Linked DNA regions of Homo sapiens: region 2 is linked to region 1. A link is an interaction called in ENCODE POLR2A ChIA-PET data of the cell type or tissue named here. Cell type or tissue: OCI-LY7. All regions are shown on one strand. Links, peaks and the distances in the headings refer to the core of each region. The heading gives the core; the rest is flanking DNA. Region 1 overlaps SCN8A (sodium voltage-gated channel alpha subunit 8). Region 2 overlaps FIGNL2 (fidgetin like 2).

What was found. Peaks named below come from ENCODE experiments on the same cell type or tissue, not always from the same donor. Only the 100,000 strongest peaks of a DNase experiment are listed, where the experiment ranks them.
Region 2: POLR2A ChIA-PET joins it to region 1 with 5 read pairs; 5 of 35 experiments call an interaction of 5 or more read pairs at or near these places.

The regions. Positions count from the first base shown.
Region 1 is chr12:51,771,315-51,777,874 of GRCh38, reverse strand. It overlaps SCN8A (sodium voltage-gated channel alpha subunit 8), which reads right to left. Exons shown (of 27, transcript NM_001330260.2): 20 at 3,513-3,686. Among named protein-coding and RNA genes, the nearest start is that of TMDD1, 40 kb to the left of the region's middle. In OCI-LY7, for the core only: no CTCF peak of the experiment used is centred there; no DNase peak of the experiment used is centred there.
Region 2 is chr12:51,829,179-51,835,738 of GRCh38, reverse strand. All of the region lies in intron 1 of FIGNL2 (fidgetin like 2), which reads left to right. Among named protein-coding and RNA genes, the nearest start is that of FIGNL2-DT, 16 kb to the left of the region's middle. RefSeq lists an enhancer at 5,786-6,335. In OCI-LY7, for the core only: no CTCF peak of the experiment used is centred there; a DNase peak (open chromatin) is centred at 2,808.

The DNA of each region.
Region 1 (6,560 bases), core at 992-5,991:
CAACAGTCCCCTGGGTCAGCTTCATCTTACGAAACTTTGTCAGGTAAAGATTGCAAGAAACTAAGCTTTGAGTGGCTATAGGCACCATATAAGGTAAGAAGATCCCAGCTCTTCAGGGTGGGTGACTTATCTGATAACAAATAGGCCCACAGTGTGGAGAATGAAGGAGGAGGTCTAAAGGCCAATTCAGTGGCTGGCTCTAAACGTTGCTGGGAGATAAGCTGTTACTCAGCTGATTAATCTGGCCCAGGACAGGATCAATAAGGGTCTTATCTGGGTTATTCTTTAGTAGTTGAGGGCTCTCTTATAATCCTCTGAGTCTCTGTTAAGCCCCTCCTGGAGATAATCCTAACATTGCTTAAAGTATTCTTTAAGGAAAGAATCAAACCTAAAACAAACAAACAAACAACAAAAAAAAGGAATTGAGGAGACATCAAATTCAGGGCATCAAGCTGGGCGCCTTGGCACGTGTCTGTAGTCCCAGCTACTCAGGAGGCTGAGGTGAGAAGGCTGCTTGAGCCCAGGACTTGGAGGCTGCAGTGAGCCATGATTGTGCCACTGCACTCCAGCCTGGGCAGCAGGGTGAGACCTACCTAAAAAAATTTTAAAAATGAAAAAAAAAATAAATTCAGGGCATCTATGGTTGCAGGCTGGAAAAAAAGGGGGAAAGACATTAGGTGATTTTTCCAAAATGATGTGAATATTTTCAAACGGGGAATGTTTTCAGCAGTCTGAATTCAGGCCAAGGCAAGTAGTCTCTGCAAGTCCCCACCTCCAGAACTGACAGGCTTGCTGATCTCCACATACAGTGGGATAAATGTCCTGGGGAAAAGATGCCAAAATTCTTTTACAGGACACAATCTCCAATGCAGCCAAGGACCTGAGCAAAACAGAATGTTTTCCTTGTTTGGGAACTCATATGGATTATAAATAAAAGGAATTAACCTTGGAAGTCATCTGGATAATCCCATGACTCTGAAAAGTACTCACAGCTTTAAGAGGCAACAAGGAAGAATGAAAATCAATTAGGGAAACAAATGCGATGAGTAACAGACTCAGACATCAAGTCACCAGTGGATGGTGCTAAGTTAGGACCTAACCTTCTGGATGTTCTAAAATGCCAAAGAAATCAGACACTTTACTCAAATGGACACCAAAAAGTCCAGCAGTTCCAACTGTTCAGGTGACAGTCCAAGACTAATTGTTCATCCACAATTCAAAAGCGGCAGCGATTGGAGCCACTGTGATGGCCTGGGAATGTCCCCCCACCTAGCACAAGCCTGGAGTCAGGACATAGTTGCTATGGAAGCTAGTGTAAGCTCCCCAGGGGCTGGGAACATGCTTGCAACAAGGATAACCTCTGTTTCTCCTTATTGCTTCTGGAGCAATTCTACACAGATAATGGCATTCAACTATATTATTTACTAATAACTGGCACAGAGGTCTTCACAGGAGCCAGTTGGGCACCACAGTAATGTAATGATCAAGCAACCCCCAAAAGCTAGAGGAGCTTATGAATTAGTGTCAGTTGGCTGCATGCCTGTCCTATGCTCTTTACCCCCTTCCACCTTGCGTATAGCCATAAAAAAAGTTTGTGAAATAAATGCTGGCTTGGCACAGTGGCTCATGTCTATAAACCCAACACTTTGGGAGGCCAAGGAGTTCCAGACCAGCCTGGGCAACATGGTGAAACTCCATCTCTACCCAAGATACAAAAATTAGCCAGGCATGGTGGTGTGTGCCTGCAGCCCCAGCTACTCGGGAGGCTGAGGTGCAAGGATCGTGTGAGCCCAGGAGGCAGAGGCTGCAGTGAGCAGAGATGGCGCCACTGCACTTGAGGCTGGGTGACAGAGTAAGACCTCATCTCAAAAAATAAATAAATGCTAATGTGTAGGACTGTTAGTGCTTTAGCAGCTTATTTGTTTAGCAGGGGCATGTGGGATACCTGATCAATATCCTCAAATTCTGGGTAGCTCACCCTAGGGAAAAGAGAAGAACGTGTTCTGGTGAGGGTAGGTCATGGTGGGGAAGCTCTGTTTCAAATCACAGCCTCCCCAGGCAGCTGGGAGTACCAGTTTGAGTTCAGGTGTCCCACCTGACGCCAGGTAGTCCTGAGGAGCTATTGTGAAATGAAGACTCTATGGCACTTGCCCTTTCTCCAGAAAGAGAACTGGCCCAGTCTCACTTTGGCTCTCTGGGTCTTATCTCAATCCCATTCTTTAAGTCTTAGAGCTCCAGCTTTCTGTCTGTGGGGGGTACAGGTCCTTCCACCACAGGATGGTATCAACAGTTGCTGGAGGGATGCTAACATCTCTCGCTGCGAGGGTCTCACGTTGGTACCCTCTAGGGCTGGGGTCCTCACCTCATTTAGGCATTTCCCAAAGGCTGGCTTTTTGAAATGGGGATGCAACTGAGGGCACAGTGACAGTTCTGGGAAGGGGGTCATTAACCATGGAAATTGCAGACAATGTATTGGAAAAGAAATCCATTTATAGAGCAGAAATCATGGCTCAGTATTGGGCACTTGCCATCAGAGAGATTTCTATGCTGCTCTATCCTGGATCCCAGAGGTACTCTACAGGTAGTTCACCATGCAGCCAATGAAACCTGCATTCTACATGACCAGTCTAGTCTCCACCGTTCTACTTTCTTGGCACTTAACAGCCCTCAGAAGGAAGTAAATTTTCCACAGGCCCTGGTCCTACAAATCCCATTCATCCTTTCTTTAAAATGCTGACTTGGCTGAAAGAAAGAAGCTTTAGTTATTACATAGAATAAGAGACCAGTCATCATCCTTAGTAAAGCTGACAAGGGACAAGTGATGGTGGGGTGAGAAAGAGAGGATGTCACTTCCAACCTGGAAAAAACACAGGAGGTCATGGCCAGCAAACCTCGGAGATAGTCTTGGAACCTGGAGGAAAAAAGGATTTCTCAAGTTTCATGATCACTGTAGAATGGCAACGTGTGGGAAGAAGGGGGTATTTTATTTCAGTATGAACTCCCCTCACCTAATAAACTGACTTGTTTGGATGAGTCCGGTATCAAGACTTGAGTTGGATGGAAGTGTTCATGGGAATGGTCAGCAGGAGAGACCACAGATCCCACTACCACCTTCGTCCCAACAGCCCCCATCTCATTCTCTCACCCCTTCTCCCAGCCACAAAAAGAAGACATCCTGCTGGCCTGGGGCAAGAACTTTCCTGTCCCCAGCCTAATAACAAGGGCCTTTGAGACCAGTGATTCCACTTCTCCTAATCTCTGAATCTAAGTTAAGCCAAACCCACCAGACTAAAGAGTTGGTTGGTTAGTCCCCCTGGAGCAAATGCAGGGACTTCAGAGTTCCCCTTCCTAATATGAAGATCTCAGTGCTATGAAAGGAACTTTACCCACACCTACATCTACATCTTGATCTATAACCTGGGCCCAGGGCAGCTACTGCCATTAGAAAAAGAGAGACCCCTGTTTCTGTGTTCCTGCTGGAAGGGGTGGGAAACAGAAAGCAAGACACCTACAGCCACAATGAGGAAGTCCAGCCAACACCAGGCATTGGTGAAGAACTTGACGAAGCCATAGGCTGTCCACTTGAGCAACATCTCCAGGATGAAGATATAGGTGAAGACTTTGTCAGCATATTCCAGGATGGTGCGGATGGTCTTTCTCTGCTCAATGTAGATGTCCTCGAAGGCCTAAAAGAGAGGCAGCAGCTGCCTATGACAGTGCCTAAAGGCAAGCAGGCCACAGGGAGCACTGCTATCCTCAGGGAGCCGTCCCACATGGGCTGGCCTGTCATCAGCTCCCTGTCTCCTTCGCTTTACTCCCCGACTACACAGGCTTTTTATGTTTTAATAGGTTTATTGAGATACAATCCACACATCATAAAATTCAGCCATTTAAAATGGCTTTTAGTATATTCAGAGTTGTGCATCCATCACCACAATCAATTTTAGAACATTTTCATTACCTCCAAAAGAACCCCCACACCCTTTAGCTATCACCCCCTAAACCCCCAACCCCCTAGCCCTAGGCAGCCACTCACCTACTTTCTCTCTCTAGATTTTCCTTCTTACGGCTGAGTAATAGTCCAATATATGGATATACCACATTCTGTTTATCCTTCATCAGTTGATGGACATGTGTATTGTTTCTATTGTGAACAATGCTGCTGTGAACATCTGTGTATGGGTTTTTAGGTAGACATGCTTTCATTCTCTAGGGCATATGCCCAGGAATGGAATTGCTGAGTCATATGGTAACTGTTTAATTTTTTGAGGAACTGCCAAACTGTTTTCCAAAGTGGTTGCATCATTTCACATTCCTACCAGAAGCATATGAGTGTTCCAATTTCTCCACATCCTCACCAATACTATATATAAAAGAAATGACAAAATCTTTCCTCCTTTTAGTTCCTTGACACCACAGTATGGGTGGAGGGTCATACAGGTGGGAGATACTCAGGTGAAGAAAATCTTATCACTATTTTATTTCTTTGGCATTCATGAATGGGATAATCCCTTATATGGTGGTGTGAGCATTCCCATCTGCAGAGTGGTGGACTATACAGGTATGGTGCCAAGAGGAGGGAATTGCTAAAGCATAGGACAACCTGTGGAGGTGGGGAGGAAGTCCTCTGTGATACAATGGGAAGTGCTTGCTCTGAACAGCTCCAGAAGAATAGAATTGGGTTGTCTGCAGCGTCACCTTCCAAAATGGAGGCACATGGATATCAGGTGCTCCACTTTCTCTCTTTTTTTTTTTTTGGAGACGGAGTCTCGCTCAGTTGCCCAGGATGGAGTGCAGTGGTGCGATCTCAGCTCACTGCAACCTCCACCTCCCGGGTTCATGCCATTCTCCTGCCTCAGCCTTCCGAGTAGCTGGGACTACAGGCACATGCCACCACACCCGGCTAATTTTTTTGTATTTTCAGTAGAGATGGGGTTTCACTGTGTTAGCTGGGATGGTCTCAATCTCCTGACCTCGTGATTCGCCCGCCTCAGCCTCCCAAAGTGCTGGGATTACAGGTGTGAGACACCATGCCCGGTTAATTTTTTTTGTATTTTTAGTAGAGATGGGGTTTCACCGTGTTAGCCAGGATGGTCTCAATCTCCTGACTTCGTGATTCGCCCGCCTCAGCCTCCCAAAGTGCTGGGATTACAGGTGTGAGCTACCGTGCCCGGCTCCACTTTCATCAACAGGCAGTGGGGGGGACAGGGGTCATGGGTTCCACAGTCCTACTCAGGGTCTCGGTGCAAATAAATCCCCTTTGCTCAATCAAAAAGGCAACAGCTTCCATGTCAGGTTTCCCCTTAACCCCATCTGTTGGAAATCCCTTCTATAATCCAAGGTATGTGAGATGCCCAAGACTGATCTCATGTCACTGAGGGCCCTAATCCCCACCCTCTTTAGTCCCATTGTAACCACGTTCTAGTTTCTTCTTGGACATTTTAGCTGTGGCTTCATTTTGTTATTTTTTTTTTTTTTTGAGATGGAGTTTCGCTCTTGTTGCCCAGGCTGGAGTGCAATGGTGCAATCTCGGCACACTGCAACCTCCGCCTCCCAGGTTCAAGCAATTCTCCTGCCTCAGCCTCCTGAGTAGCTGGGATTACAGGCATGCACCACCATGCCCGGCTAATTTTGTATTTTTACTAGAGACGTGGTTTCTCCATATCGGTCAGGCTGGTCTCGAACTCCCAACCTCAGGTGATCCGCACGTCTTGGCCTCCCACAGTGCTGGGATTAAGGCGTGAGCCACTGGACCGGGCCACTTTGTTATTCTTAAATCTCATGCCTACTGTTGCACAGGGTCTGCAGGTACTGAACCAAATATCCTTTGCTTAATCATTAAGACAAATAAAAACTGTCAAAGGTGAGCAGTAAAGAAAGTTCAAAACCTTTAGTTCACTACTGCTTTATTCTTTTTTGTAGAGATGGGAAAGAGAAGAGCCAAATGATGGGTCATACTGTTTAGATTTTTGTTCACTAGATTTGAAGAATAACAATGACAGCAATAATAAAACGCCTTTCTCCAATCACTCGGCTTAGTCTGATCCTCTCTTTTCTTAAGGGCAGAGACCATGCTGTCATTTTGGGTGCCTCTGCGGCACCTCAGGAAGTGTTGTGTGAATGCTCGTTGATGCAACAAGTGGCCCAGGGGCAGGCGGGGTGGTCTGGCTCCCCTTCACTCAGATCAGTGGCTACCAAGCCATCTTTTTTGCCTCCTACTTTAATCCTGACACCTTCCTGTGTAAACCTTCCCCTTACTTCCCATGGTCCTCTTTTCATGAAAGCTGTCTTCTTCACCCTTGGGCTTGTCTTTAATACACACTGCTGCCTCTCTCAGCTTTTCTTATTCTCCTGCCTCACAAGTCAGTGAAACTTCCCAAGTCACTGTCAAAATCTTTAACACTGAATTTGGGGTTTCTCCCTTGCTATGTTTTTTTTTTTGCTTCCAGATTAAGCTTTGATTCCACACCTACATGAATGTGCCCACCTTCTTTAAATATACTTCAACATTATGCATTCTTCACCTTTCCCTTAAGGAAAGTGTGTACTGTCTCTAGTCC
Region 2 (6,560 bases), core at 871-5,870, 58 kb before region 1:
AGAGCAGCTCCGTCCGATAGAACTTTCTATGGTGATGGAAAGGTTCTGTGTCTGTGATGTCTACTACAGTGGCCACTTCCACATACGGTTGTTGAACATATGGAATGTGGCTAGTACCACTGAGGAAGTAAAATTTTTATTTTATTAAATTTTAATGTCTGCAAATTTAAATAGTTACATGGGGCTAGTGCCTGTCATTGGACAGTACAGGATTAGAGGCTGTGTTCAGGGCTGAAGCAAAGTCCTTGAGTGCAAGTGCCAATTCTGCCCCTTTTGGGCTGGTGGCCTTGGGCAGGACTCTTCCCGCCACACTATGTTCCTTCCCCAGGTTGCTGGGCTGCCTCGAAGGGGAATGCGGTGTGGGCCATCTGAAGTTAGAGAATCATCTGTTCCTTTGGGTGACTGGGCTTCCCTCAAGAGGTCCTGGATCACAGAGGAGATAAACATGCAAGGAGAGCATGGCAGTCACAGTGGGAAAGAAGTGGCTGCAGGGAGCTCTAGACTTTGAGGCATCTAAGGAACTTCCTTGGGGGTCAGTCCAAGAAGGCTTCCTGGAAGAGGGGGTGGTGGGGGAGGGTTGGGCAGGAGTTGAGCCAGGGGATGGGTGGGAGGCTGTGCCTGAGAGCCTGACCCTGGAGATCTGCTTATTTTGAGCTTGAAATGAGGACCCTGTGCTTTGAGGCACCTTGGAGAGCCTTACTGCCTCTAGGCTGGGGTAGGCAGGTGTTGACACATGGGCTGAGTCCCACTTCCCCTCTTACAGCTTGTATGACCTTGGGAGAATCTCTTTCCACACTTGAGTCTCCATTTCCTCTTCTATAAAATGGGGAGAATAATGCCCATCTGGCAGGGACATTGTGAGGACGAAAACGATGGATAACTATGAAGTTCTTTGCAAACACTAGAAGGCTGGGTGAAAGGGAAGGTTCATTCCTCAAGGGTGCTGGGCCCCTGGCCTGGCCTCTCAGAGCAACAACAGATGGTCACAGCTTGGCTGTGGCCCTGACCGCGGACACAGGCAGGGATATCTGTGCTGTCCCCTCCCGTCAGCGTGTGCACGCGTACACAGAGCCCAGATGGGGGCCGCTTGGCCAGCTTCTCCCAGGCCGACCTCCTGCTGTTTGGCATTTGACATATGAGAAGACCAGGGCCAGAGCACACCCCTCACCACATCTCCCACCCCAGAGAGGAGCCAGACTGGCGGGGCGGCCTCCGCACCTCCAGGAAGCAGGATCCTGAGGGCCCTGATCTCTTTACCATGTGTCCAGAGACCTTTGATGGGAATTCCAGCACCCCTTTTGTCCTCTCCCACAGAAGCCCAATGGGGTGGGGGGTAACAGAAGGAGAGAGATTTAAAGAGAAAGAGGCCCTGTGGAGTCTCTGGGGGGCTGAGATAGGTGCCTTTGGGGGCTGGACACTTTCCTCTGGTGTTCACAGACACAAATGCCCCTTCTGGACTCCCCTCCCCTATCCATTCCTGAGGTGAGCCCCTGGCTTCACCCCTTGCCACCCTCACCATCACATGTACACTCAAATTTAGTCACCCTGATTGCTTTCTTTATTTGGACACAGAGGCCATTTCAAGCCTCTAGGATCATCCATCCATCCATCCATCCATCCATCCATCCAACCATCCATCCACCCATCCGTCTGTCTGTCTATTCATCCATCTGTCCATCTGTCCATCTGTCCATTCATCCATCCATCCATCCATCCATCCGTCCATTTGTCTGTCCATTCATCCATCCATCCGTCCATTTGTCTGTCCATTCATCCATCCATCCGTCCGTCTGTCCATCCATCCTGTAGTCTATTGAGAACTTAATCTGTGCCGGGCACTGTCCTAGGTGCTTGGGATATAACAGTGAACAAAACAAAGTCCCTGCTCTCATGAACTTTCTAGTGGGTACACAGACAATAAAGCAACAAATAGGACTGTCCCCTTCAACCTGTTGTTCCATAATCTGATGGATGAGTGTTACAGGGAACATCAGGTTGAAGGGGACAGTGTCTGCCGAGGCAACGGCTAAGCAGAGACTTGATGCTAGGCAGGGTGCAAGCCCAGGGAAGGTGTGTTCCAGGCAGGGCAGAGGCAGGGGCACTGAGGTGGAAAGCAGCGTGGCGGGAGGAGCTGTGAGGAGGCCAGGGTGTGGAAGGGAGGGAGGAGGGGCAGTGGCAGCAGGTGAGGCCGAGAGGTAATGGAAGCCGACCATGAGGACCCTGTATGCCAATGAGAGGACTTTGGCTTTTATTCTGAGTGAGATGGGAGCCACTGGAAGCTTTTGGTGGAAGAATGACTTATGGAACATGCTTTCAAGAGTTACACTGGCAACTGTGTTAAGAAAAGAGAGGACGATGTAGAAAGGGGGAGGTGAGATGGAAGTGAGGCCAGGCACAGTGGCCCATGCCTGGAATCCCAGCCCTTTGGAGGCCAAGGAAGGAGGCTAGCTTGAGCCCAGGAGCTCAAGACCAGCCTGGACAACACAGTGAGACCCCCATCTCTACAAAAAAATTTTAAAAATTAGCTGGGTGTGGTGGCCCACCACACCTATGGTCCCAACTACTTGGGAGGCTGAGGTAGGAGGACTGCTTGAGCCTGGGAGGTCCAGGCTGCAGTGAGCCGTGATCACGCCGCTGCACTCCAGTCTGGTCAGCAAAGTGAGACCCTGTCTCAAAAAACAAAACAAAAAAAAGAGAGAGAGGCTGCAGCTGTCGTCCAGGTGATAGCATCCCTGAGGTGGTGAGAAGTGATTGAAGAATCTAATTTGCTGTTCTGAAGAGTGAAAGAGAAGTTAAGGATGACCGCAAGGTTTCTGGCTTGAGCAACTAGAAAGGATGCAGCTGCCATTTCCTGCAGTGGGGAAGGCTGAGGGAGGGCTAGGTTGCGGATGTGGGAGCCCGGAGTTTCACTTTTGGGCATGTTAATTATGCCAATTAAATATTCCAGTGGGGATGTCAGCAAGAAGGTTGAATAAAGTGCGGAGTGCAGGGGAGAAATCTCAGCTGGAGAACTATGTTTGGGAAACATCAATACACAGGTGATGGTCAAAGCTAGGAGATGGGATGGGATCATGCACGGAATTACCATGGAGAGGGAAAAGAAGGCTGCAGGACTGAGCCCGAGGTCTGCAGGGTTTAGAAGGGAGTGGGTGATGGGAGGGCAGCAAAGAGGCTGTGGAGGGGACGGCAGCAGGGGCCAGGAGAGCGCAGGTCCCTGGTTTTGCAAGAGGAGGGCAGAGCATCAGATTCAGCTGTGTGGTTATGAGGCAAAGGTAGTGGAGTGTTGGGGGTAAATGCCTGCTTGGAAGGGGTTCAAGAGGAATGGAAGGACAGGAATAAGAAACAGTAGCATAGAAAAGGTAAAAACAAGCAAAGAGAGAGAGATAGAATGTAGCTGAAGGGGGATTCAGAAATTATTTTGGGGCCGGGCACAGTGGCACACGCCTGTAATCACAGCACTTTGGGAGGCTAAGGCAGGTGGACCACCTAAGGTCAGGAGTTCAAGACCAGCCTGGCCAACATAGAGAAACCCTGTCTCTACTAAAAATGCCAAAATTAGCTGGGCGTGGTGGTGGGCACTTGTAATCCCAGCTACTTAGGAGGCTGAGGCAGGAGAATTGCTTAAATCCAGGAGGCAGAGGTTGCAGCGAGGCAAGATCGTGACACTGCATTCCGCCTGGGCATCAGAGCAAAACTCTGTCTCAAAATAAATAAATTAAATTAAATTAAAAATTAGCTAGGTGTGGTGGCATGTGCCTGTAGTCCCAGCTGCTCAAGAGACTGGGGTGGAGGAATGCTTGAGCCTGGGAGGTGGAGGCTGCAGTGAGCTATGGGGACACTACTGCACTGTAGCCTGGGCAACAGAGCAAGACCTTGTCTCAAAAATGTATATATATTTTGGGCTTTTTTTCCTAAAACGGGAACTACAACAGCATATTTGCGAGCTGATGAGAGTGACCCAGCAGAGAGGGAAATGGATCAGGTAGGAGAAGGGGGAACCGAGGGAACAGTGTCTTTCTTGAAAGAGGGTGGGATCAGTGCACAAGAGGGAGACTTCAGACAGCTCACCCATCCTCGGTTCATCCTTTGTTCTATCCCCTCTCCCGCCAAGGAGTGAGCTTAGGGACAGGGAAGGAAAGCATTTGGCTCTCATGCCCCGCTCAGGGGTGTGCTCCCTGCCTTGTATCCTTGCCTTTCCACAGCCTGTGGAAGTGGGAGGAGATCTGCTTTCAGGTCCCCACTTGGCCTCCAGAGGATTGCGTGACCTGGGGCCAGCCACATCTGTCTGGCACTGTTTTATCTGCAAATAATACCTGCTTAACTGGGGTGCTGTGGGGAGTGGGTGCCAGCACTCCCTGCTCAGCTCTGCACTTTCCTTGTTTTCTCCTGGAGCCTCCGAGCTGGGACCTGCTGTCCCCTCCATGCCCCAGTGCTCCCCATGACTGCTGCAAAATGAATTCCTGACTCCCTAGCGAAAGTACCTCCGCTGTCTCTGAACCTCCAGCATTCTTTCTTTTCCTCTTTTTTTCTTTTTTAGCTATATGACCTTATTTTTTTAATCTATCAACTGTATTTATTCCTGTAATTCTTCATTTGCACAAAAAATCAACAGTTGTCTCTGTTTTAAGGGTAATACAGGCTGGGTTTTGTGCTCACGCCTGTAATCCCAGCACTTTGGGAGGCTGAGGGGGTGGGCTGCCTGAGCCCCGGAGTTTGAGGCCAACCTGAACAACCTGGTGAAACTCTGTCTGTACAAAAACAAACAAACAAACAAACACAAACATTAGCCAAGCTCGGTGGCATGTACCTGGCACCTGTGGTCCCAACTGCTAAGGAGGCTGAGGTGGGGGGATCGCTTGAACCTGGGAAGTTGAGGCTGTGGTGATCTCGCCACTGCACTCCAGCCTGGGCAATAGAGTGAGACTCTGTCTCAAGAAAAAAAGAGCGTAGGCCGGGTGTGGTGGCTCATGCCTGTAATCCAGCACTTTAGGAGGCCAAGGCGGGCGAATCATGAGGTCAGGAGTTTGAGACCAGCCTGGCCAACATGGTGAAACCCCATCTCTACTAAAAATACAGAAAATTAGCTGGGTGTAGTGGTGGGCGCCTGTAATCCCAGCTACTCAGGAGGCTGAGGCAAGAGAATCACTTGAACTCAGGAGGGGGAGGTTGCAGTGAGCCGAGATCGCACCACTGCACTCCAGCCCATGCGACAGTGTGAGACTCCATCTCAAAAAAAAAAAAAAAACAACTCAATATTTTGATTTTAAAATTTCTTTTTTTAAATAAAAATGGGTATATTTATGGTATACAAAATGGTGTTTCGAAATATGTACCCATTGTGGAATGGCTAAATTGAGCTAATTAACATATGCATTCCCTCACATACTTATTTGTGGTAAGAACACCTAAAATCTACTCTCAGTAATTTTCTTCTTCTTCTTTTTTTTTTTGAGATGGAGACTGGCTCTGTTGCCCAGGCTGGAGTGCAGTGGCGCGATCTCAGCTCACTGCAACCTCCGCCTTCCAGGTTCAAGCGATTCTCCTGCCTCAACCTCTCAAGTAGCTGGGATTACAGGCACCCGCCACTACACCCGGCTAATTTTTGTATTTTTAGTAGAGATGGAGTTTCACCATGTTGGCCAGGCTGGTCTCGAACTCCCGACCTCAGGTGATCCGCCTCCCTCACCCTTCCAAAGTGCCAGGATTACAGGCATGAGCCACCACACCAGGCCTACTCTCAGTAATCTTCAAGTATACAATGCACTTTTATTAACTCTAGTCACCATATTTAACAATAGATCTCTTGAACTTACTCCTCCTGAAATTTTGTCTTTTGACCCTTTCTTCCTTCCTTCCTCCTTCCCATTCTCTTTCATTCCTTTTTTTCCTTTCTTCTCCTCCCTCTCTCCCTCCCTCTCTTCCTTCCTTTTCTCCCTTCCTTCCTTCCTTCTTTTTTCCTCTCTTCCCTTCCCTCCCTCCCTCCTTTCTGAGGAAACACTTTGTTTTCTCTTCCCTGTTAGCTGATCAAGTCTGCAGGCATGGGTCCCAATGTGGTCTGGTTTGCCTCTCAAGCCGGGAGTCATAGCTGGCACACAGTGGCTGGCACACTCAAGGTATCATGGAAGGAAGAATCATGCAGCCACCCCATGGCATCCTCTAGCTCATCCCTAAACATGTGTTGAGCCCTACTCATGCTAGGCCCCTTGCCAGCTCTAGGGCAGCCCCCAGGCAGGTTTTGAAGGCTATTCTCTGGCCCAGAACTGGGGAAAGAGGTTCCTGTATGGTAGGTGCCAGGGCTGTGGCAGGTGACCAGTCTTCCAGAGTCCCCTTGTTACCCCTCCCTCTCCTCTCCTGTTGCAATAACTGGGGGGTTGGCATGAGGGAGAGGGCCTAGAGGAGGGGGCACAGTCCTGTTCAAGCTCTGCCAGGCAGCCAGAGACCCCCTGGGGCACCCGTTGTAAGCAGCAGACAAAAAGCCTGGGACAAAAGGCCTGTGGGAGCCTTGGTGAATAGATAAATGAGATTTCCATAAGGGAGGCCGACAATGGGATTCTCCCTTC